Linked DNA regions of Homo sapiens: region 1 is linked to region 2. A link is an interaction called in ENCODE POLR2A ChIA-PET data of the cell type or tissue named here. Cell type or tissue: PC-3. All regions are shown on one strand.

Region 1 (2,500 bases), 350 kb before region 2:
CAGGCCTGAAGTATAAAGTAGGGGTGTGTCTGTGTGTGTGATCCTTTTCTTTCTATCTTGTAGCTCAGAAAACAAAAGGCTAAGGGACATTCAGTAGTGGGAGTCTAGTTTTGTAGGTAAATATAGCAGCACATGAGCTTGTTCTCTTTAGTCTGCCTGAGGAAGTAATATGTTTTCCTTTAAAAACAGGCTCACAGGCTCTCCTCCCTCTACCATCCTGTCCTACCCCCATCATCCTGTTGCCTCCCTGCAACTCCCACTCATACACTATTCCTACCCCAACAGGTTGTCTGTGATATTTGGTTAAATATGATGAGGGTCAAATAGATAGGCCTTGTTTTAAAAACTCTACCAGAGGAAATGATGGTACCTTGAGTAGATATTTTTAGTCATTGGCATATACAGACAGCATGGTTTTCTGTTTGACACATTGAATGGTAGTCACAAAGATGATTTAATTATTAATAAACAGCTCTAGGAAAGAATGTGAGTCATATGAATCACTCTTCTGTTTATAAATTATGGAGTATATGAACTACAAAAGCCGCCTTAATGCAAGTCTTAAATCAGAAATTTAAATCTATAAGGAATCAAATAACAAATGCAAAGTTTTTCCTGTTTGTATTAATTTCTCCTCATACATACTACATCTTTTGCACACAAGGAGCTTCTATCACCTTAATTAAAATGGCTTTGTATCTAAGAAACCTGAGTGTGCTTACAAAACAGGTAAACATGACTTGTAAATGTAATCATTCTGTGTGCAGATTGCAGAGCAAAGCGGGGAGCACAAAGTTTGAGTCTGTGTATGTTTGATTCTCAGACACTCGGCTATTCAAATTTAATACTGGAGGATATTTCTGAGAATTCTTCAATTGTATGAAATTGTCACGAAAGAGGAAATTGAGTATGTACTTTAGGAGGAGGGAGATATGTTTTTTAATGTTTTAAATGTGTTCGTTTTTAAAGGAAAGCAGCCTTCTTAAGCAACATGGTTTTGCCTTAGTTTTTAATCTCCAAATTGAAATAACCAGCAAGATAATAAAATACTGTATTGTCAGATATTAAGAAGTTAAAATCATGTGCTCGCTTTTTGTGAGCCCTAGAGTAAGTGTAATTTGATATTGCTTTGCTGCAAAATTGGAACTGTTATCGTTTGAATATCATAGAATTGTATGTACTCTAAAACTGAAGGTTCTTAGACGTGACCTTATTGTACATGTCTCAGATTTATTTCTAGCTGTTGTCCATATGTGATAGCTGAGAACCTATCACTGCAGAAAGCTAAAGCAAAAGAAATGTTGCAATATTACCATTAAAATTGAATCCTCCAATTACATTTAAAATGATTACCTGGGTCCCCGAAGCATTGTTTTATTCAGTTTTGAAGAGGAAATAGATAATTTAGTTTGTAACCTTGTTTGGCTGAAATCAGATTTATTGCTCTCTTTTCCTTTTTAGAATATGATCATTTTCAGAACACAATGAACATAATCAGGTTTTAAAAACTGAATGTCGTAGTTTGGATTATACATCTTAGGCATTTGAGAAAAGAACAAACACAGATTCTTGTTGCTTTCCTCACCTGTACTAACTGTGTGTCTGTACCGTGTCTCTCATTTAGCCTTGCCAAACTGAAGCCCGAGAAGAGATGAACAACAAAGCGATTCAAAACATGTCTTGAACAGCACATATTGCACAGTTGTTGTTTTTTTTAAACAAACAATAAATTTACTTTTAATGAATTCTTAGTGGCTGTTGACGAATTTTGTTTACGACATCAGCAGTTTGATGGTTTAGTAATTTCCTTATTAATCCATTTGGAACTTTTGGATCTTGATTTCAAGCTTGGGGTTTAAATTACGCTTGAAAAGGCAGAGACGTGTTTTTTTCTCTTTCCTTTCTTTATTGGCCCCTTTTCATAGTGGAAAACCATAGTCCTCTCACTGCTGGCGTATTCAGAAATCATCAGCACACACCCATTGGATATTAGAATCAGAGTTTTCAAGATTCTGTAAAGGGCCACCACCCATTTGGTTGTGTTGTGTAACCACCAGTGACTTTGGGACACAGGCAGATGTTACAGGTGATTCAGGGCAGAGGCAAAGAGGTGTGTGGGCTGGTACAGTCACCCATCAGGGATGAGATGCAACGGATAGATTCATGACCAGATGGACCAGTTTGAAAGGGCCTTTTTGGCAAAGGTTTCAGTCCCTTTGTGGATTACAGAGTTTAGACCAAAAATGGGTGGTTGGCAGGGGGGTGGTGGTGTAGGAAAATAAATTTCTGTGCTTAGATGGCTGAACCAGCAGGTTCTTCCCGTGTGAAAAAAGCAGAGCTACTTTGGCATATAGTAATCCCAAGGTTTGCTGAGACCACGTGTCGAGAGAGCACACACTCTTTCATAAATGTTTCTGGAAAGAGTCTGCCCGGCCAAGTGTTCGAATCACAGATCCAATGCTAGTGCAGGTGGATCTCCAATGGTCCTTACTGTGGTTTG
Region 2 (2,500 bases):
CCTCCCCAAGTGTTGGGATTACAGGCGTGAGCCACCGCATCTGGTCAAACTCTGCTTTTAAACGGTACTAACTATTGAACAACTGACATTCAATGAAATAAATATTTTATTGTTCTGTGGTTGAAATGTACTCTTTTCTTATGCTAAAGTGAAATCTTGTTGTAAGGATTTCTTTGGATTCTAAATGATGGGGCAGGAACGGTTTGGGCTTTGAAGCCTGTTAGACCTCAGTCTTACTCTTTTTTTCCAGTTCTCAGGAGCTGTGGGGTCTTGGATAAGTGGAGTCAACTTCATATCTCAGCTTCTTCCTATGTAAAGTAAGTTTTCATCATTTCATTTCTTCTCCCATGAGCTGGGGCTGTGCTCTACCAATCTGTGTTTCAGGTGAGAAGTATCCCAGGGCTTCTCCCCATCCGCAGCTTCATGAGGTGCCTTGGCTCTGCCCAGGTAATCACACCAAGCACTGCAACTCCATGCCCCAGGCTCCAGGCAGCCACTCAGGTGGTATATCATCCTTCTAGCATCCTCCTAAAAATTAACTGGATACTGATTATGGCTGGGAGGTGGGTTAATCTTTATTTGAACAGGTAAAATGTAGTCTTGATAGCTCAGGGATTAAAAAACACATATATATGGGCTCTCTATAGATGTTAAATAAACATCTGATCACGATCATTTTGTGTTTTCTTTTACCCTTGGGTAAAGGATAAAGAACATTCAAGTTTCTTCAAATGTGTCCAAAATCAGAAGAGGGGAGGAAATGGGAAAGGGGTCCTTGGAGGAAATGTTCTGAGTTGGTTTTGGTGGAAAAGCCAACACATGGAAGCCCAGAGCACCATGTGGCTCCAATCAGAGCATGGTGGCTGTGAGCACGCTGTTTTTGAAGCCGAATTGCCTTTCTGTGTGTGTGGGTACGTTTGGCATGATACTGTTCCAAAGCATTTGTTTAAGACATTTCAAACATAGTAATTTAATGAGTGGCAATAAAAATATCTTTATTCAAGCAATGGCTCTGTTTATTGGTATGGCTTATATATGTATTCATAGTTTGTGGTTTTCTGGATGTGAAACAATTTGAGTTCTGAGTATTATTGCGGAACCATGAGCCATGAAGAAGTCACTGTGAAAAATAGATTGGGGCTGCTGTTATAACACTGCTACAGATGGTTAATGCCTTAGGAGGCACACTCCTCTGTGCATTAAGGTTATATTTTTGAGGCACTGGGGTGCCAGTCCACAACGCACCTGTAGGCTTCCTCATCAGGCAAAGGTGGAGGTGCGTATTTTGCTCCTAACACATCCATTCAACTTATGCTACACTTGGTAATGTGAACTGATTGCTTTGATGTGTGACTTAGAAAAAGTTAAATGAAGGAGGATAATGTATTTTTATTTAATCTTGAAAGAGTAGGTTGAATTTGGGAGGAATTGTCATATACAGACAAGGAGGTCACTGGAACTAGGCCATCACTAAGAAGAATAATATCAGTTATTCCCACCTATGCAATCTTCACTAGGCCCTAGCCTTATATCAGGTGGCCAGACAGTGCCAGAGGCATAGATCAGTGGGTAAAATGGAGGAAAAATCACTTAATCCGTAGTGTTCTTTTTTTTTTTTTTTCAGAGGTAGGATCTTGCTCTGTCTCCTAGACTGGAGAGCAATGGCGTGATCTCAGCTCACTGCAGCCTTAAAATCCTGGGCTGAAGTGATCCCCCCACATCAGAGGACAGAAAAGTGGGGGTAAAGATGGGTATACCTCGTTTTACTGCACTTTGTTTATTTCACCAATTGAAAGTTTGTGGCCACCCTGTCTGGAGCACATCTGTCAATGCCATTTTTTCCAATAACATGTGCTCACTTCGTGTCTCCGGGTCACAGTTTGGTAATTCTTTCAAACATTTTCATTATCATTATATCTGCTATGGTGATCTGTGATCAGTGAGCTTAGATGTTACTATTATAATTGTTTTGGGGTGCCAGTCAACTTGATTGATAAATTGTGCATGTGTTCTTTTTTTTCTGAGACAGAGTCTCATTCTGTCACCCAGGCTGGAGTGCAGCAGCGCGATCTCAGCTCACTGGAGCCTCTGCCTCCCAGGGTCAAGCGATTATCCTGCCTCAGCCTCCTGAGTAGCTGGGATTATAGGCACAAGCACCACGCCTGGCTAATCTTTGTAGTTTTAGTAGAGATGGGGTTCCACCATGTTGGCCAGGCTGGTCTGGAATTTCTGACCTCAAGTGATCTGTCCGCCTTGGCCTCCAAAGTGCTGGGATTACAGGCTTGAGCCACCGTACCCCACTGAATTTTGCATGTGTTCTGACTGCTCCACTGACAGGCCAATCTTCTTTCTCTCTCCCTCTTTTCTCTTTGGAGAATAGGTCTCTCTATTCCCAGGGACACAACAGTGTTGAAATTAGGCCAATTAATAACCCTACAATGGCCCCCAATGTTCGAGTGAAAGGAAGAGTCACACATCCCTTGCTTAAAATCAAAAGCTG

The links. ChIA-PET counts read pairs that join two places held together with the same protein. Peaks named below come from ENCODE experiments on the same cell type or tissue, not always from the same donor. Only the 100,000 strongest peaks of a DNase experiment are listed, where the experiment ranks them.
Region 1: POLR2A ChIA-PET joins it to region 2 with 6 read pairs; 2 of 35 experiments call an interaction of 5 or more read pairs at or near these places.

The regions. Positions count from the first base shown.
Region 1 is chr10:34,311,507-34,314,006 of GRCh38, reverse strand. All of the region lies in intron 20 of PARD3 (par-3 family cell polarity regulator), which reads left to right. Among named protein-coding and RNA genes, the nearest start is that of LINC02629, 410 kb to the right of the region's middle. In PC-3, no CTCF peak of the experiment used is centred here; no DNase peak of the experiment used is centred here.
Region 2 is chr10:33,962,455-33,964,954 of GRCh38, reverse strand. No RefSeq gene overlaps it. Among named protein-coding and RNA genes, the nearest start is that of LINC02629, 60 kb to the right of the region's middle. In PC-3, no CTCF peak of the experiment used is centred here; a DNase peak (open chromatin) is centred at 1,074.